Regions from separate parts of the Homo sapiens genome. Here region 2 is linked to region 1. A link is a loop called in an ENCODE intact Hi-C map of the cell type or tissue named here. Cell type or tissue: K562. All regions are shown on one strand. Each heading gives the region's core, and the rest is flanking DNA. Links, peaks and the distances in the headings are about the cores only. Region 1 overlaps MYO1D (myosin ID). Region 2 overlaps LOC124903979 (a long non-coding RNA gene).

What was found. Hi-C counts contacts between places; a loop is a spot of excess contacts. Peaks named below come from ENCODE experiments on the same cell type or tissue, not always from the same donor. Only the 100,000 strongest peaks of a DNase experiment are listed, where the experiment ranks them.
Region 2: a loop joins it to region 1, with 6 times the contacts of the local background. A loop is called at or near these places in 13 of 110 quality-filtered maps.

Annotation. Positions count from the first base shown.
Region 1 is chr17:32,749,739-32,760,372 of GRCh38, forward strand. It overlaps MYO1D (myosin ID), which reads right to left. Exons shown (of 22, transcript NM_015194.3): 10 at 10,552-10,634; 11 at 5,754-5,924. Among named protein-coding and RNA genes, the nearest start is that of MYO1D-DT, 120 kb to the right of the region's middle. In K562, for the core only: a CTCF peak has its summit at 5,540 (motif pointing left); a DNase peak (open chromatin) is centred at 5,493.
Region 2 is chr17:32,247,994-32,258,627 of GRCh38, forward strand. It overlaps LOC124903979 (a long non-coding RNA gene), which reads left to right. Exons shown (of 2, transcript XR_007065709.1): 2 at 5,092-5,381. LOC105371731 (a long non-coding RNA gene) reads right to left here. Exons shown (of 3, transcript XR_934665.2): 3 at 10,041-10,634. Among named protein-coding and RNA genes, the nearest start is that of RHBDL3, 13 kb to the right of the region's middle. In K562, for the core only: a CTCF peak has its summit at 5,231 (motif pointing right); a DNase peak (open chromatin) is centred at 5,258; H3K27me3 peaks cover 4,094 bases.

The sequences.
Region 1 (10,634 bases), core at 1,619-9,618:
AAACCAAACAAAATTTAGCTACTATCTTCATGCAGTCCAGCCTACCCTGACTGATAGAGTTTCTTTCTCCTCCTTAAGGAGGACCATACTGAAGGAGGACTTAAGGAGGACCATACTGAAGGCTTACTAGTTGTTAGGCATACACATCTTATTCAGTCTTCAATGCTGACATATAAGGTACAACAATCTCTCTGTTACACACATGGAAACTGAGGTTCAAAGAGGTTAAGCAATTGGCCCAAGATCACATAGCTAGTAAGTGGTACCCCTGGAAAGGACTCCTGGAATCGAATGTAACATCTGTGCTCTCTTATGTACATGGAGGCCTGGCTCATCTGTCTGCTAAGCTGAGACTCCAGTTCAGGACTATCATTTCACAGAAGATAAAGCTTCTGCAGCTCCTTTTCTCCCTGAAGAGGAATAGTTTATGGGAAGGCAGTTTTTATATGGCTGTGGAGGTCTCTATGACTTTCTACAATCTTCCTTGTTACAGTAGCATCTAGACTTCTTTGTCTGCCCTGTTAAGAATCACTTGGAATCTTATAGTTTCTTAAGCAGACATCTAGGAGAGTCCACAAAAGTTTCCCTGGGGAGGCCAGGCGTGGTGGCTCACGTCTGTAATCCCAGCACTTTGGGAAGCTGAGGCGGGCGGATTCCGAGGTCAGGAGATTGAGACCATCCTGGCTAACACAGTGAAACCCTGTCTCTATGAAAAAAATACAAAAAATTAGCCGGGCGTGGTGGCAGACGCCTGTAGTCCCAGCTACTCGGGAGGCTGAGGCGGGAGAATAGCATGAACCTGGGAGGCAGAGCTTGTAGTGAGCCGAGATCATGCCACTGCACTCCAGCCTGGGCGACAAGAGCAAGACTCTGTCTCAATAAATAAATAAATAAATAAATAAATTTTCCTAGGGAAATATACAAAAACCACTTAGGTTCTAATGTTCGATAACAAATAATCTCAACCTGAAAGGTGTATTCTATTAATTTGACAAGTGAATAATTACAGGAAATTAGAGTCAGACCTCCACGGTTCAAATCTTGCCTCTACCATCTACTCACTCTGACTTCTTTAATAATTACTTATCTCAGAGAGTTGTTCTGAGGATTAAATGAACTATTGAGAACAAAGCATCTACCATACAGAGAGGTCTCCAAAATACTTAGTTCCCCTTTTCTGCTCTCTCTCTTATTAACCCCTTTTACAAACTGTTTTATTTATAAAACCCCTTAAGGAAAAGGACCCAAGAGATGTCTACACTAATGGAACATTCTTACATTTGGATACTGCAAAGTTGCAACTGATCTGAACACAGGAGGTTTTAGATTTTTCTTTATTTTTTTTGGTAATAGCAGTTATGTATTTATCATTTAACTTTTTATATTAATAATTTAAATAATAATTTTATGCTTTATTGGATTATTTGCCTGTCTCTCCATGGTAACTTTAATACGGAAGAAGCAATGTAGTCCCTAAATGAAATAACTGTCACAAGACAGAAACCTCTAATTTAACATGCCAATAAGTCTAGCTAATCAGTAACCCGTAGCAAATGATGATATCCAGCTCAACACACAGAATAGCATGTGTAATAAACAGTTCACAGTGATTAAAATATTTTGATAGTTTGATCATTTCTTTTCTTCATTAGGTAAAAATCCCAAAGAAGAAGACATTTAAAAAATCTCTATCTCAAAGAAATAAAAGGTATTCAAACTGGAAAACAGAAGTCAAATAATTCCTGTTCACTGATAACATGATCTAATACCTAGAAAACCCTAAAGACTTCCAAAAGACTCCTAGACTTGATAAGCAACTTCAGTAAAGTTTCAGGATATAAAATCAATGTACAAAAATAAATAAGCATTTCTATACACGACTGATAACACTGAAGCTAAGAACCAAATCAAGAACTCAATCCCATTTACAATATCCACAAACACTCACACAAAAGAAAACCCTAGGAATATATTTAAACAGGGAAGTGAAAGATCTCTACAAGGAGAACTACAAAACACTGACAAAAGAAGTCATAGATGACACAAAAAAATGAAAAAACATACAATGCTCATGGATTGGAAGAATTAATGTCATTAAAATGCCCATACTGACCAAAGCAATCTAAAAATTCAATGCATTTCCTATCAAATTACCAATGTCATTTTTCACAGAATTAGAAAAACAATCCTAAAGTTCATATAGAACCAAAAAACAGCCCAAATAGCCAAAGCAATTCTAAGCAAAAAGAACAAAACCAGAGGCATCACATTACCCTGTCTTCAAAATTATACTACAAGGCTATTGTAACCAAGACAGCATGGCACTGTTACAAAAATAGACATATAGATCAATGGGACACAACAGAGAGCCCAGAAATAAAGCTGTATACCTACAATCAACTGATCTTTGACAAAGTTGACAAAAATAAACAATGGAGAAAGCATACGCTATTCACTAAGTGGTACTGGGAAAAATAGCTAGCCATATACAGCAGAATGAAATTGGACCCCTGTCTCTCACCATACCCAAAAACTAACTTAAGATGAATTCAAGACTTAAATATAAAACCTGAAGCTATAAAAATCCTAGAAGAAAACCTAGGAAAAACTCTTCTGGACATTGGCCTAGGCAAAGAATTTATGACCAAGACCTCAAAAACAAATGTGACAAAAACAAATGAGACTTAATTAAACTAAAAAGGTTCTGCCCAGCAAAAGAAATAACCAACAGAGTAAACAAACAACCTACACAATCAGAGAAAATATCTGTAAATTATGCCTCCAACAAAGAACTAATATTCAGAATCTACAAGGAACTCAAATAACTAAATAACAAAAAAATCACATAACCCCATTAAAAAGTAGGCAAAGAACATGAACAGGTATTTTTCAAAAGAAGAAATACAAACAGCCAACAAACATTTGAAAAAATGTTCAACATCACTAATCATCAGAGAAATATAAATTGAAACCACAATAAGATATCGTCTTATACCAGTCAGAATGGCTATTACTAAAAATGTCAAAAACAGATGGCATGGATGTGGAGAAAAGGAAATGCTTATACATTGTTGGTGGGAATGTAAATTAATACAACTTCTATGGGAAACAGTATGGAGACTTCTCAAAGAATGTAAACATTTCTTTTAAATGGTAGTTCTAAAAATAGAACTACCATTTGATCTAGCAATTCCACTACCAGGTATAACGAAAAGATATTTGTACTCGTATGTTTACCATAACATTATTCACAATAGCAAAGTCATGGAAACAATCAATCTAAGTGTCTATCGACAAATGATTGGATAGAAAGAAAATGTGATATACATATATATAATGGAATACTATGCAGCCATAAAAAAGAATGAAACCATGTCCTTTGCAGCAACAGGGGTAGAGCTGGAGGCCATTATACTAGGTGAAATAATGTACATTTTCGCTTGTAAGTGGTAGCTAAACAATGCATATGCATGAACACAAAGATGGAAATAAGACACTGGGGACTCCAAAAGCAGGGGGTGAGAGTTGAAAAATTACATATTGGGTACAATGTTCACTATCTGGGTGATAGGTAAGCTAGAGGCCCAAAGTTTACCTTTATGCAATATATCCACGTAACAAACCTGAACATGTACACCTCCCAGATCTAAAATAATAAAAATAAATAAATAAACAAATAAATAATCACTACCTCAGCACTTGTCTTAGGGATACCAAAAGAAAGAGCCACTTGGTCTGAAAGTTGGGAAACCTGGGCTCCCATAAATTTGAAAAAGAAAAAGAAAATCCTCTCCACAGACAAATTACTATTTAGCATTTCATGTCAAATCAGTAGCAAATACTGATGTGGTATGTACAGTTACTCTTACAAATGACATGGCTGGGCGTGGTGGCTCATGCCTGTAATCCCAGCACTTGTGGAGACCCATGTGGGCAGATGAACTGAGGTCAGGAGTTCAAGACCATCCTGGCCAACATGGTGAAACTCCGTCTCTACAAAAACACAAAAATTAGCTGGGCATGATGGCAGGTGCCTGTAATCCCAGCTACTTGGGAGGCTGAGGCAGGAGAATTGCTTGAACTCGGGAGGCGGAGGTTGCAGTGAGCCAAGATTGCACCATGCACTCTAGCCTGGGCAACAGAGTGAGACTCCATCTCAAAAGAAAAAAAAAAAAAAGGAATGATATTATATTTCAAAATATTTGGTTGACACATTTAATTCAGGTATATAAATGGCCAAGGTAGAAGATATCAAAATGAGGTGGATTTGATTTCTCATGTGAGACTCATAGCTAATTTAAATGAAAATTTAAATAAGATTTATTTGACATGATTGGGAACAATTCAATTCAACTTTACAAACACTGATTAAATGTCTACCATCTGGTAGGCACCGTGCTAAGTGAGTCTCCAAACCTGAACTGTGATTATAAAGGGCATTTATAAACTTTCCCTCAAAGATAGGACATTTGCCCATGTAATCATGCCATCTTTAAAAGCATCACTCTAAATTATTTAGGTGACTTCTAACTTTGCCCAGTACTCTGTCCCCAGCACCTAGGATTGCACCTGGAAGATGAGAAGCACTTATTAGGTATTTGTGGTGTAAATAGGGAATGACTGAAGCAGTACCTCTAACCCAAAACCCTAACATGAAAGAGCAGACTGTAGTATCTGAAAGCCAATTTGTAGTAGGGTTACTATCAATCCTCAGTAACAGACCAAGGAGAATATTTTAGAAAAAACTGGCCTAAAATAAATGTCAGCTAGTAATCTATTTCTTGACGATTTGGGCTTTAGCTAGTTAATTGTGGAATTTCTCTGTTCTGATTACATAATTTCAAAGGAGATAAGTTAGAAAATAGACTTTATTCACACTAAAAAATGGCAGTGTCAGAGATTTACATGGAACTCTGGAGAGGCAGAAATGTTTGCCCCCTTTTTCTATGGATGTGAAGGAGCAAGGGCCTGTTTTCCCTTTAGCATATGGTTACTAGACAAGACTATGGGTAGGGAAGTCTCAGGGGCGATGATGATGTGTTCCTCTTCTAACACAAATTTCTTGAACAAATATTAATAGCAAACATATTCCATGCAAATGGAATATTCCATGCAAATGATATGTCCATATCAGCACAAAGGTCTGATAAGCACAATTGTCACCAATTACTACAGATATGTGATCTGTTTATCACTTTTTTAGATCCTGAAAAATGGAGAGTTAAAAGGATACCCATTTATTTAATGAATAAGTTTCTCTGTAATAACTAGAATTACAACTAGAATCTCTCTGTTTTCAAGGAAGTCATATGATCTGAAGAAGTACAGCAGAGTGCACAACACATTTTGTTACTGAGGATTACAGTAAAAAGTCAAGGACAAAAGCTATTTTCCATGCCAGAATTATCAGATGCAGGAGTAAAATTCTAGCACATGAGCAAGGACTCTACATCTATTGGTTACAAATGACATCATGCTTTCTAAAGAATCATGCTCATTTTTCCTGTTTCTACCAAATTGCATAGTCTGGAGCTCCCTCTCCTGGATTAACATGATTTTATCAATTTCTTCATACTATAAACCAGAGAGGCAGAATTTATCCACAGCAACAAATCATTTAATGAATGTTTATGACTTTTCTTTCTTATTAAAGGGGACATTCTTTTATCCCAACATATAAAGTCGTTGAACTCCATCAAACAATAAGGAGAACCTCACAGATAAAAGGAAGAAGGTGTCATTAAACACATTACCTTTCGGCTGGAAAAATGGGCGTGTTTGCCCAATTTACTGTTAAGTGCTTCAAGAAACATTTCATCGGTGACTTTGCCGACATTCATGCAAGCATCATCAAGGATTGCAATGATCCCTTTGTGCTGTTGCTCCACGAGGTCAACAATGATCTGATTGTTGAAGTAGTCAATCTGTAGGACACAGCAAGGAGGGAATTCTGAAGAGAACAGTGACCAGGCCAGGTTAAACCCTGATGCTCCCATTTGTATCAGGAGTTCAGGTAAAACTACTTTGGTGTCAAATGTGTGAATAACATTAAAGAGGTCTTACGCTAAAAAGAGTACACATTCTAACAGAGGTTTATTTTTAAATTTCTTTGTTAACTTTCTATCATGAAATACACCGTCTGAGATTAGTACAGCCCAAGGCAAAGATAATAAGGTAGACACCATTTCTCCCATTACAAACTCATTTTAATCCTGCCTCCAGATCCCACACCCAACCCTACTCCTTCATACCAATCTGCCTGCCATTAACTGTAAGGTCCACCTTCCACAAAGGGCCAACAAATAACCTTAAAGTATTATCTGATATACTACTTCATAATAAAGTTAAGGTACTACACAAAACTTGCAATTTTATAAAAGTAGGGTACAAGTTAAATGTTTAGTTCTAGAAATTTTGTGCAATATGTTCATAACGATGGCTGCAGTTGCCACAAAGTGCCTCGTTTACCTTTAAATACTGTTAATGTGTCACGCATGCAGATGGAAGGGGTGGAACTGTGCACTAAAGTGGGGGCTTTAACTGTAGTGTTTGGCAGAGTTGCCTTCTACCTGCCAGTTCAAAAGTTCTGTTTTCATGCAGAATATATATACTAAAAAATTTCAGTCTTTTAAACAGCCTTACTCTGATTCAGCCTCTTCAGATACTCTTGTGCTGTGCAGTAGTGGCTCTATGTGTAAATGCCATGCACTGAGGGTACACAAAAATATCAACATTATGTGTACAGGATAATGCCTCATCCCAATCAGATGTCCATTTGTCATTGTGTTTGTTAACAACCCTTTATCTCTTAGTGTTAAATAAACTCCACTTAAAACGGAAAAAAAAAAAAAAGAACTTGCATTTTTAGTTACATGACCCTGAATGACTAAAATCCAAAAGAGCATTTCTTTTGGTTTCCCCAAAGTTAAAAAGCTTCAATAGAATTTTGAACAATTTGAAAAAATTCAGTAGAATTTTTACATTTTTCTAGGCATAATATAAAGAATTTAATTCTGAGAAATAAATATCTATAAAAGATAAGAAAAAGCTTTTCCTTTACTTCCACAAGGTGAATGAAGTTATAAATAACTTCTGGCTTTTCAGCAACTATACATGTACAAGGTTTGTCCAACAATCCTCTGCCACACCTGTTTATTCTGACAGCCTGCAATGTACCTATCACTACACACAGAAGGCACACAAAGAAAGGCCAACTCAGGCAAGCTGCACATCTCAAAGAGGGGCAGCTTATGATCACACAGTTTAATCTTGCTATGTCCCATCTTACGCAGGAGTTACCTAAACTGATTGCTGTCTCCATTACCTTCTATAAGGTCTATATACTCATAATAGACCATTCAAGTGACTCATGTATTCCCATTTCATGCTTTAAAATCCAAGGTTTTATGCCAGTTATTTGTACATGGCTTTTAGCTCCATTTCTAGTCTTGCATGTTCTCTTCTGTATCTTATGGACTGAAACCTGTAAACTGGGTAGTTTTTACTTTGTTTTTTATACTTTTCTGATCTGTCTAAACTAAAGTTTCTCAAATAGGGGAATAGGGGGAATTTTGCTCACCAGGGGACATTTGGCAATATCAGGAGACATTTCTAGTCAAAATGGGGTAGGGGTGCTACTGTCATTTGGTGGGTAGAGGCCAGGGGTGCTGCTAAACATCCTACAATGCATAGAACAGCCTCCACAACAAAGAACTATCTGGCACAAAATCTCAGTAGTACTGAGGTGAAGCAGTGTAGGTCTAAATATTTACTTTCATTATGGGCATTTATTACATTTCTAATTAGGGAGAAAAGTTATTTCCATCTTTGGAAAAAAAATCCTAAAAATACTCAAAAAGCAGGAGCTCTATATTAATAGTTGACATCTTAGACTTCGGGACTGTGAAATTAAAGACGAAGTCTTTTGTCCCAGGGACTAAAGAATTACCTTCCCTAAAATCCCAATTATATTATTAAAAGCTATTGGTCTCTGCTAGTAACTTTCAGTTTGTAAGTTTAATACTGCTTCAAACATTGCTTAAACCAGTAGTTTTCAAACTAAGTTCTTCCAGCAACTTGGCATTCCCGTAAGGTTTCCTAAGGGATACCAGGAGCCAGAAGACTTGTGATGGGGTAGCTTAGGGACATGGGGCTCTGGCCTTTCATACCCACTCCAGATAAAACAGCTTTGTGCTTGAGTATCAAGTTCTCAATAGTTAAAATGATTTGCAAACTACAGCATCGAAAGCTTTTAAAAGTGAATGTACCAGATAACCAGACATTATGAACCTCCTGGTGGAAGTTCACACACAGTCTATGAAATGGGCTGTGGAAAAAAACTGACTCTGAATCCAGTCAAGACTCTAGATCTAACAACCAATATACAGGACATACAAGAAACAGAGAAACATATTAAATGGCACCTGAGGAATGCAATTAGCAAAATCCAGACTGTGGGGAACTCCATAACAAATGACTCATTCTCTTCAACACAAGATTGCAAAGAGAGATCATTCAAGGAAAAAAAGAAACATGGAGAAAATCTATAGATATGCAAGAGACCTATCAATCAATCATAATGTAAGAAACTTATTTGGATCCAAATTTAACCTGCAAAACAACAACCAGAAGACAATTAAGGAAATATGAAACATGTATACTGACTGGATATTTTATGATATTAAGGAATTTTTGTTAATGTTTTAGGTATGATAATGGCATTGTGATTATGGTTTTTGTAAAACTCTCTTAGAGAAATACATGGAAATATTTACTGAATAGATACCCAATTGAATAGATGAAATAATGTGATATCTGAAATTTGCTTCAAAATAATCTGGGAGTAGGTGGGTATAGTACAGATGGCATAAGACTGGCAATCAACTGGTACGTGTTAAAGCCAGGTGATGGGTATATAGGGTTTACTGTACTATAGTCTGTCTTCTTAATGTGTGTTTAAAATTTTCCATAATAAAAAATCTTTTAAAAAGAATCACTATGTTTAGAAGTTTGGGGTTTTACCCAGAATAGAGATTCTAATTGTGGGGGGATCTGCCATGTAGTAAGTAACTGTTACCTTGGAGTTAGCCTTCTGCTCCCTCTAGGACAAATAGTTCTTGGTTTATTTAGCGAAAATTTTTTGCATTTTGGGATTCTTAATTCTTTTTGAGATGTTTGGAACAGTCCACTGCATTACTTACCCTGTTGTCAATTATGTCTGTGAAATTTGATATTCTGATTGTGAAAGGATATTTTTGACTAGTACCTTGGAATCACATTTGAATAACAAGTTTTATGATTAAATTTGGTATTAAAAATCCAAGCTTCAGTTATACCGTGTATTATATTATACAACAGTTTCATTCTTAGAAAGCTTCATATACACTTAATTGAACTGAATTAAATTTTAATTGTATTAGGAGAGTTCATTATTTAAGTCAAACTATAGATAATTCTTATATAAAATAGCCCTTTGGTTTATATGCAGATAGGTAAAATTTATGCCAATATACCTGAGCAACTGTTTTATGGTATTCTAACGTTTAACACATGATGGAAGGCAGATACAATTTTGAGGCGGGAAAGCTATTTGTTATATCACTGTCTCTTTATTTCAGAATGAGAGGAAATAGAAAATAGGTAGGAAGGAAGATAAAAGTCATTTAAATATAGTATTTCAAATATTTTTTTGCTGCTATTATATTGGATAACAAAAAACAAATACTGGCTTCATTTCTATTCTCTGGCAAGAGGATGAACAATCATATAAACTCAAACTACAGAAACTTAAAAGTTTTTGTATTTTTCAAGTTTATTCTCAAAATTGCTTAAAAATACAAACTTACAAGAAAAATTACTATGTCTCATTTCTATCATAAACAGAAGGTCTTATCACAGGAAATTTAAAAACCAAACAAGTCATGCCTTTTAGCTTTGATCTCTGTGGTTTGCACTGTGCACCCATTATACTTTCCAGCTATATCTTACCAGATTAGTTTGCCTCTGACAAATACAAAAGTTCCCAAAGATTGATTAGAGTAGAGGTGATAATTGAAGTGTAATACACAAGAAAATGCAAAGTAAAACAAGTATTTTAATGTGTAGGTTTCAGAGAATATAAACAACATTAACTGAAGACAATAAAATACCATATAGTCTACAAAGTAGAAGAGGAGAAAAAGGAGGAAAAAGGGAAGAAGAAACTAGATTCTGAAGCAAAGTTCAGCCAATTTAAGGTATAACTTAATAAAGTATGCTAAACCTAACAGACAGATATAAACCAGTAAGTCCACGTGGTAGCAGCCATAAAGTGAAAACAGGTTTACTGGTTCTAACTCAGGATGTTCTGGGCATCAACAAGGCAGTCTATCAAATTATAGCAATCCCACCTAAAAATGATGAAATTAATTGTATTTACATATCCCAAAAAGGAAAGCTAAGGTTCAGATGTTTCAAATACCCCCAAAAGATCAAGAAATACCTAAAATAAAATTTGACATTATCAATAATATGAGAAACACATGAAGGCATTTTCCATAAGAGTCCACTCACATGTTTCCAGGGGATCCCTTCCCGCTGGTATTCCTCTTGTTCTTGCTTCAGAACCAGCTGAATAAATAGCTGCTGCAGTTTCT
Region 2 (10,634 bases), core at 1,822-9,821, 500 kb before region 1:
ATTGTTAGATTCAGTTTGCTTGTATTTTGTTGAGGATGTTTGCATCTATAGCATAAGGTGTATCATTGTGTAGTTTTCTTTTTTTTTTTTTTTTTTTTTTTGAGACGGAGTCTCGTTCTGTCGCCCAGGCGGGAGTGCTGTGGCGCGATCTCCGCTCACTGCAAGCTCCGCCTTCCGGGTTCACGCCATTCTCCTGCCTCAGCCTCCCAAGTAGCTGGGACTACAGGCGCCCGCCACTGCGCCCGGCTAATTTTTTGTATTTTTAGTAGAGACGGGGTTTCACCGTGTTAGCCAGGATGGTCTCGATCTCCTGACCTCGTGATCCGCCCGCCTCGGCCTCCCAAAGTGCTGGGATTACAGGCGTGAGCCACCGCGCCCGGCCGGTGTAGTTTTCTTGTGATGTCTCTGTCTAGTTTTGTTATCCAAGTAACACTTTTCTTTTTTTTTCTGAGATGGAGTCTCACTCTATCTCCCAGGCTGGAGTGCAGTGGCGTGATCTTGGCTCACTGCAAGCTCCACCTCCCTGGTTCACACCATTCTCCTGCCTCAGCCTCCTGAGTAGCTGGGACTACAGGCGCCTGCCACCACACCCGGCTAATTTTTCGTATTTTTAGTAGAGACAGCGTTTCACTGTGTTAGCCAGGATGGTCTCCATCTCCTGACCTCGTGATCCACCTGCCTCGGCCTCCCAAGATGCTGGGATTACAGGTGTGAGCCACCGTGCCCGGCCCCAAGTAACACTTTTCATGGTAATACTGGCCTCACAGAATGAGTTGGGAAGTGTTCTCCCCTTTTCTATTTTTTGGAAGAATTTTTGAAGAGATTGATGTTCCTATTCTGTCTTGAGCCACTCCTCCCAGCTTGTTACCTCCCCTACCATACCGAAACTGCTCTTGTAAAGGTCTCCAATGTCCTCCACATTGCCAAATTCAACAATCAGTTCTCAGCCATCGTCTTACCACTCAGCAAGAGCATCTGATCTCAGCCATCGTCTTACCCTCAGCAACAGCATCTGATCTCAGCCATTATCTTACCCTCAGCAACAGCATCTGACACATTTCCTTTCTCCTCGGAACACTGTCTGCTTCTGGCCTCCACAATCTCCTGGTTTTCTTTCTGCCTCACTGGCCACTATTTTCCGGGCTTCTTTGCTGGATTGTCTTCCTCTATCAGATATCTTAATGGTGAAGAGACACAGGGCTGAGTCCTTGACACCTTTTTTCTGTCTTTTCTCAGATTTTTTGTAATTTTATTTCTCTCCTAAATTTAAACACCAACTATATGCTGAAGCCTCCCAAATTTAGAGCCCAAATATGGTCTCTCTCTTTATCTTTAGATTTATATATCCTCTGCCTATTAGACACCTTACCTTGGATGCTGAATGTATATCTCAAACTTAACATGTCCAAAATTAAACTTTTGATCTATTCCACCAAAATCTGCTATGCCCACCATCTTCCCCATCATTATTAACCACAACTTTAGCTTTTCAGTTGATCAGTCCAAAAATATCCGAGTCATCCTTATTGGATACTTTCTTTCCCTCACTCCCTACAGTCATTCTATTAGCAAATCCTGTTGGGCCTACCTTCAAGATAATCAGAGAGTGGCCACCTCTCACCACCGTCATGATCCAATTATCTCCCTAATCTTTCTCTAGCTGGGATTGATGGACTAGGCTTCTACTGGTCTCCCTCCTTCCCCCTTTGCCCACCTTCAGGCTGTTCCTGGGACAGCAACCACCTCAGAGTTTCTGTCATAAATAAATGTTGAATTTTGTCAGATGATTTTCTGCATCTATTGAGATTATCGTATAGTTTTCCTTCTTCAGTCTGTTAATATGGTAAATAACATAGTTTTTGGTTCTGTTTTGTTTTAGATGGGATCCCTGCCTCCCAGGCTGGAGTGCAGTGGTGCAATCATGGCTCACTGCAGCCTTGATCTCGGCTCACTGCAGCCTCGATCACCCAGGCTAAAGCAATCCTCCCACCTCAATCTCCCAAGTAACTGGTACTATGGGCGTGTGCCACAACGCCTAGCTGACATTTTAGAAACAAAATCTCATTATAAGGTCTCATAATGTTGCCCAGGCTGGTCTCAAATTCCTGAGCTCAAGCAGTCTCCCTGCCTCAGCCTCCCAAAGTGCTAGGATTACAGGCATGAACCACCACGCCCAGCCAACATTGATTTACAAATGTTAAACCAACTTGCTGTGCTGAGATTAACCCCATTTGGTCACGATGTATTATCCTATTCATATATGTTAGAGGTGACTTGCCAACATTTTAAGAATGTCTGAACCTATGTTCATGAGGGATATTGGTCTGAAGTTTTCTTTTCTTAAAATGTCTCAAGTGTTTGTTGAGTGTATAAATGAGAGCCTGTTGGTCCAAGGGGGGTGGGTGGGAGAGTGTATTAAGAAGGAAAAAAATAGACTGGGTGCGGTGGCTCACGCCTGTAATCCTAGCACTTTGGGAGGCTGAGGCAAGCGGATCACCTGAGGTCGGGAGTTCGAGACCAGCCTGACTGACATGGAGAAACCCCCGTCTCTACTAAAAATACAAAATTAGCCAGGTGTGGTGGCGCATGTCTGTAATTCCAGCTACTCAGGAGGCTGAGGCAGGAGAATCGCTTGAACCTGGGAGGCGGAGGTTGCGATGAGCCTAGATCGCACCATTGCACTCCAGCCTAGGCAATAAGAGTGAAACTCCATCTCAAAAAAAAAAAAGAAGAAGAAGAAGGAAAAAAAATAGCACATTTATAGGGCTGTTTCCAAAGCCCTTTTCACATACCATTTAATTGTCATAACCAAGAGGTGTAGATATTACTATCATGCCCATTATAAGAGAACTAAGACTCAAGGAGTTTAAGGAACCTGTCCCAGACCTAGCTAACCAGAAGGACTGGGACTTGAACCCATGCCCTCTGTCTGCAGATGCCATGTTCGAGGTTAGTACCCAGTGAGTGAAGACCTTTAGGGACAGGCAGAAGGGCTCCTTTCAGCTTTGATTATGCTTGTGACCATTTCCCAAGGGAAGGAGCAGAGCTTCTGCCATGAACATGATACAAGTAATTCCATGTTTCTTACTTACAGCATCTTAAGAAAACTCCAGCATGGCAGAATGAGCACTCCACCTGCAGATGCCCAGGAGAGCCTGAGACTTATTTTTAGCCAGAATAGGAAAATGCCAAATATCTTCTAGGAGAGTTGGCAGCTGGAGGGCTGCTGATACAGCTGTGTTTATATAAGCTGGTGCAGAGGGGAGAATGGTGGTTGCAAAGGAGGCAGGAGGTGCTTAATCCACCTATACACTTGCTGAGGTTTTCTTGGGAAGTTCTGGTCAGGAGTTACTGCTCAGGAGAGAGCGTCATGCAGACAGTCTGGAGATTGCCAGGAGCATAGGTGCAACTGGCTTCCTTGAGTCAGAGCATTTGTCAAAGCCGCCCTTAAATGACCTGTCCACTGGTCGTTGGCCTCTTCCCACCCTATTATCCAGGGGTAAATAAAAGAACAGAAGCTCTTTCAAATGGTGCCATTTTATTTATTTTTTGAGACAGGGTCTCTGTCACCCAAGCTGGAGTTCAGTGGCGCCATCACGGCTCACTGCAGCCTCCATCTCCTGGGCTCAAGCAATCTTCCTGCCTCAGCCTCCTGAGTAGCTGGGACTAGAGGCCCACGCCCACCCCCCACCAGCTTTTTAAATTTTTTTGTAGAGGTGAGGTCTCCTTATATTGCCCAAGCTGGTCTCGAACATCCTAAGCTCAGGCGATCCTCCCACTTCTGCCTCTCAAAGTCCTGGGATTATGGGCATGAGCCACTGCACCTGACCCTCAAGTTTTAAAGCATAGAGGTTCACCCGATTCTGACCATACTTCTCAGATGTGCTTGGTGAAAGCAATCTATAACACCCCATCCTACAGAAGCTGTCAAATAGTTTTCTCACAGAGGCAGCAAAATAAGGCTTTTAAAGGTGTTACCTATGGGCTCTCAAAGAGAATTAAAGTAAAACGTACCTTAGTAAGGATTTTTTAAAATATTTTTTAAAATGTTCAAATAAAAACAAAAGTAGAGTAAATAGTATAATGATCTCTCATGTACATGTACCCACCACTGAACTTCAACACTTACTAACATGGTCAATCTGTTTCATTGTTCCCCCACCCATTTTGGAATTATGCTGAACAAAGCCCAGATAGCCCATTATTTCATCTGAAAATACTTCAGTGTGTACCTCTAAAGTATAAAGAATCTTAAAACAAAACAAAACAAAACCACAATACCATCTTCACACTTTAAAAATGAACTATTGGCCAAGCATGTTGGCTCATGCCTGTAATCCTGGCACTTTGGGAGGTGAAGGTAGGCAGATCGCTTAAGTTCAGGAGTTCAAGCTCAGGAGTTGCCTGGTCAACATGGCAAGACCCCATGTCGACAAATACAAAAATTAGCCAGGCATGGTGGTGCAGGCCTGTAGTGCCAGATACCCAGAAGGCTGAGGTAGGAGGATTGATTGAGCCTGGGATGTCGAGGCTGCAGTGAGACCTGATGGCACCATTGCACTCCAACCTTGGCGACAGAACAAGACCCTGTCTCAAAAAAACCACAATTCCTTAAGATCAAATATACAGTGTTTGGATCGCCCCAACTCTTTAAACAAGTCTTTTTTTTTCACTTGTTTTTTTTAAGTCAGGATCAAATATATATTGCTGACGAAACCAGGTGATTTGTCCTGTAGTTTCCTATGGTATGGATTTTCCTGATCATATACCTGTGGTGTCATTCAACATACTCTTCTAAATATATTTATTCATTAATGACCAATGTATTTCCTGTGAATTGGATCTAGAGACTTGAACAGATTCACGTTCAATTCTGTAGCAAAAATACTTAGGGGGTGCTGTATACTTCCATCAGAGGCAGCAAATATCTGGTTTCTTTCTGTGATGCTAGCCTATCATTATCGCCTAGACCCGCAAATTGACTGACAATTAATTTTAAGGAACAAATGTGGCTGCAATGGCTTTCTGAGTAATACGTGCAGAAAAACACGTCCTGTAAAGTGTATTGTTTGTTTGTTTTTTGTTTTCTAGGCATGAAAACAGCCCTGGAAGTCTGCCCTGGCGCCTGCACTGAGACTAATCCAGGTCACTTTAGGGAAACTGCCCAGCTCTGGCACCGCACTGTGTGTCTGTCAGCTCTGTGGGGTGCTATGGCCTCATTTTCCCACTAGAGGACACTGTGGCTCCAGGACTTCATGTGGCGCCCAGCCAGTCTTGCTACTCCAGCACCTCTAAGGAGGCAAAGCCTTTAGTGTGCATTTATTAGGTACCAACTGGGTGCTTTCTGTATCAAGCAGAGAAATAAAAGAGGTCAAACACAAGGTCCTGTGGCATTGTTTCCTGATGTAGTTTCTTTCTTTTTCTTTTTCTTTTTTTTTGAGATGGAGTCTTGGTCTTGTCGCCCAGGCAGGAGTGCAGTGGCGCCATCTCAGCTCACAGCAACAACTGCCTCCTGGGTTCAAGCGATTATCGTTACTCAGCCTCCCAAGTGGCCGGGATTACAGGCGCCCGCGACCACACCCGGCTGATATTAGTATTTTTAGTAGAGACGGGCTTTCCGCATGTTGCCCAGGCTGGTCTCGAACTCCTTACTTCAGGTGATCCACCCGCCTCGGCCTCTCAAAGTGCTGGGATTACAGGCGTGATCCACCACGTCTAGTCGTGTTTCCTGATGTAGTTTCTTTGCATTATTTTATTTTATGTATTTGTTTATTTTTTGAGACAAGGTCTTACTGTGTTACCCAGGCTGGAGTGCCGTGGTGCAAACACAGCTCACTACAGCCTTGAACTCCTGGGCTCAGACAATCCCCCCATCTCCACCTTCTGAGTAGCTGGGACTACAGGTGCCTGCCACTGTGCCCAGCTAATTTTTAAATTTTTTATTTGTCAGGATGGAGTATCACTATGTTGCCCAGGCTGGTCTCAAACTCCTGGGCTCAAATGATCCTCCCACCTCAGCCTCCCAAAGTGCTGGGATTACAGGCATGTATTTCCCTTTAGAAAACAACAGAGGTGCTTCTCCATCTGCTGGAAACCATTTTAGCCCCTGCTGTAGGATGGCTGCCTCCTGCAAATTCGGTTACCTAGTTGTTTTTTTTTTTTTTTTTTTTTCAGACAGGGTCTCACTCTGTCGCCCAAACTGGAGTGCAGTGGTGCAGTCTTGGCTCATTGCAACCTGTGCCTCCCAGGCTCAAGTGATTCTCCTGCCTCAGCCTCCCGAGTAGCTGGGACTACAGGCGCTCACCACTACGCCTGGCTAACTTTTGTATTTGTAGTAGAGACGGGGCTTCACCACATTGGCCAGGCTGGTCTCAAACTCCTGACCTCAAACTATCCACGCGCCTTGGCCTCCCAAAGTGCTGAGATTACAGGCATGAGCCACCGCACCCGGCCGTTGGATGTTTTTTTTTTAACTGCAATATTTGGGCTTTGGGGAGTGTGAATATATCCAAGAAAGATGCCAAAGTGTATTCATCTCTGAAATAATTTATTCATTTATTCAACTCCATGTATTGAGTATCCTGGGCGGGGAAGGAATGGGGAACGGATGCTTACTGAGAGCTACTCTGTGCCAAGTACTGTCCCATCCTTTTTACCTACATCCTCACAAGATGGGTAATATTAGCCTCATTTAAATCCAAGGAAACTGAGGCTCATTGAGGTTAACCAGCCTGCTGAAAGTTATCCTGCCAGATGCAAATGGAAGTCTAAATGGATAAATATGTATGTTTTCCACCAAATCCCTCAATGCCACACTGACAAGCATGGTACTAGGATGTAGAGAAAGTAAGATGATTATAGAGACATCCTTTCCTTAAGGAGGTCATCATATAACACAGAAGTTGCAATAAATGGACAATTATAGAACTTCTAATAGGTGGGCACCCTTTCAATAAGTAGCTGACCACGCACAGCCTCCCTCTGCTGCTATGACACTGTCCTTATGCAGAGGTAGGCACTGACCACCAAGAATAGGGCCTCTGCTTGTAGTGATGCCTTTGTGTTGACTGTCCACTCACCCTCACCCCATCACCCCCATGACCAAGGTTTCTGGGGGCAACAGCATGATTCAGGCTATAACCACCAATCCGCATGGAGAATGTAGCAAAGCCAAGACAGACATCTTCCCTACTGCTCAAAATCTCTAGTTTAGGCTGGGCGCAGTGGCTCATGCCTGGAATCCTGGCTTTGGGAGGCTGAAGCAGGTGGATCATTTGAGACCAGTTCAAGATCAGCCTGGCCAACATGGTAAATCCCCATCTCTACTAAAAATACAAAAAAATTAGCCAGATTTGGTAGTATGCTCCTGTAGTTCCAGCTACTTGGGAGGTTGAGGCAGGAGAATTGCTTGAACCTGGGAGGTGGAGATTGCAGGGAGCTGAGATTGCGCCACTGCACTCCAGCCTGAGTGACAGAGCGAGAGTCTGTCTCAAAAAAAAAAAAAAGTCTCTAGTTTAATGGAGGAAGACAAACACAGACATATGCAATACCAGGACAAAGCAATGAGTTCTTGAAAATTCTGTGATAATGCAGCAAATAATTTTAAATGCCCTTCCAGTTATTCATATTTTCTTTTCTTTTCTTTTCTTTTTTTTTTTTTTGAGACGGAGTCTCGCTCTGTCGCCCAGGGTGAAGTGCAGTGGCGCGATCTCGGCTCATTGCAAGCTCCGCCTCCCAGGTTCACGCCATTCTCCTGCCTCAGCCTCCCAAGTAGATGGGACTACAGGCGTCCGCCACCATGCCCGGCTAATTTTTTTTTTGTATTTTTAGTGGAGACGGGGTTTCACCGTGTTAGCCAGGATGGTCTCGATCTCCTGACCTCGTGATCTGCCCGCCTCTGCCTCCCAAAGTGCTGGGATTACAGGCGTGAGCCACCGCGCCCAGCCGGGTTATTCATATTTTCAAGCCCACTTAGCCTGTCCCAGCCTTGTCCCTACTGCCTCATAGTTCGGCCCTGGCAGCACAACTGAATTCATATTGTCAGAGCCCAAGCTGTGTTATTTACTAAAATCTGACCAGTTGCACTAAGGAGAAAATGACAGCTGGCAGCTGGGAGAATGGACTGGCTGGTGTAAGTTGGGAAAAAGAGACACAGGTGGCAGGTGTCTAAAGAAGCAGAGCTGTGGGTGTTTGGAGAGGCCCAATCCCAAATGCCACTTCAGCTTCAGGCAACCACAGCTTCAAGGTTCCGGGAAGGAAGGACAAGCGTGGGTGTGCTCCAGCCACCACCCTCCTCCAAGTGAGTCCTGGGATAATGAATGAGCGGTCAGCCAGAGTCTTTGCTCTCTGATGAAAGGACCTCCGCTGCAGACTGTCCCTCTGCAAATACGATTGTGCCCCAGGAACCATCTGGCAAATGTGCCAGTTCCTTCAGCATTTCTGTTATTTCCGTGACTTTTGGCCCCTTTTTTTCCTGGGATATAAATTGTTGCAGCAAGCCAAGCCAAGCCAGCAGAATGTTTACTGCCGCTTTGCAGGCCTTCTCTGAGCCTGGTTAACCCCATGGCTCACAGCCTATGAGGCTGCTCACAGCTAATGATGTCTTGGATGCATGCGTCTCCCCTCTGCCGTTCTTGTGTATTTTGGAGTATGCAGAGCCAGGCATGTGAGCTGCAGCCCAGAGCTACAGTGACCACATTGAGAAGCTGGGTTTGGGGGAAGTGCATTTCTGTTGCAGGATGTCCTTCACGGAGAAGGGACAGGTTGATTTCATCTCTCTGCAGATGACGTGGACAGCTCCCCAAGGAGCCACAACAGGCCACCCCAGCTGTAGGACAGATCACGTGCTTTGGCTGCACAGGGGAGGATGCCCAACAAACCGAGACGGCCCACGTCAGCCACTGGGCCCCATTTTGCACAGTGCCACGTTCCTCCTCTGACCTGGCCTGATGGTGGGCGAGGCTGAAGAGTTATGGGTCACCTTCAGACCCTTTGAGCCAGCCCCTCAGTTTCAGTCTGCTTCGCTGATTTTCATTCAGAGAACAGATACCGGCATGTGGAAGGGGAGACTTACTCAAGTCACTCATCTCCTTGGTGATGCACTTCATGGGCAGGGAAGCCATATGGAGCCGTCAACCATAAGTCCCCTCATCCCAACCCAGGGAGTACCAGATTGTTCTAAAGGGGGGGCAGAGGAAGCAGTCAATGCAAAGACTCCCCGAATGTCACTGTCAGCCTAACAGTGGACAAGTGGGCAGTTCCAATGCAGATTCACACCTTCCTGCCTTAGTACATGCAGTTCCTTCTGTCTTGAACACATCAGGCCCCATCCACCTGGTGAACTCCTACTCAATCTTTTAAGATCCAGCTCCAGCATCACCTACTTGGACGCCTTAATGCCACCACATCCTTTGCACCCATCTCTACTTGTACCTGTCACATTGCACCTGCAGTTGTTTTTAGCTAGCATGCCTTTTCCACCTGACTTCGAGTTCACTGAGGGCAGAGAACTATGTTTCACTAATCTCCAGGTCTAGAGACTTGGTCTGTAAACGTGTTTATCAGCAGTGTTTTGGAAGGGAAAATCAGGGATTATGGAATTTAGAGATGGATTCTCCTCCAGAAATCTCTTAGTCCCTCCCACTGGTTTCACAAAAGACAAAACTGAGATTAGGAAACTGCCTTCCCCAGGGCCACAAGGCTAAACAGTGACAGAGCTTGGACAAGAGCCTAGGTCTGCTGGCCCCTTGTCCTGCTCTCAGGTACTAAGAAATCAGATCCTGCCGGGCGCGGTGGCTCACGCCTGTAATCCCAGCACTTCGGGAGGCCAAGGCACGCAGATCACCTGAGGTTGGGAGTTCGAGACCAGCCTGACCAACATGGAGAAACCTCGTCTCTATTAAAAATACAAAATTAGCTGGGCATGGTGGCACATGCCTGTAATCCCAGCTACTCAGGAGGCTGAGGCAGGAGAATCACTTGAACCCGGGAGGAGGAGGATGCGGGAGGCAGAGGTTGCGGTGAGCTAAGATCGCGCCATTACACTCCAGCACCTGGGCAACAAGAGCAAAACTCTGTCTCAAAAAAGAAAAAGAAAAAGAAAAAGAAATCAGATCCTGAACTGTATTTCCCCTGCCAGCTGGGAAGGAGAGCTGACGGTAATGAACAGGCTTCTGGGCCCGCACAGGATGGAGAAGGGTTAGAGGGACACCAATTGAATTTAGAGCTGGAAGGGATGTCATAGATCATCTAGTCTGACCCCTGCATTTACAGATGGAAAAAAAAAATGGAGGCCCATGGGGGTGAGGTGTCTGCCCAAGGTCACACAGCAAGCTGGTGAGAGAACTAAGCTGAGAACGCAGGCCTCCTAATTCCTAGGGAAGTGCCCTTGCCCGACTGAATGAACCTCCCACCCCAGAAAGATGGATGACCAAGCCCCTCCCAACCGGCTGCTATCCGAAAAGCAGATCCCTGGAGTCCTTGACTCTTCCAGGCTTTGTCTTCTCTCTGCTGGTGGTGCAACACTTAAGTAGGGTGCATTCTGCATAAATAATAAAGAATGCTTCCTTTGCAGGGAGGAAGGCCGCATCTGGGCAGGCAGTGTGACAGATGGTATTTACAATGTGCACTGAGAA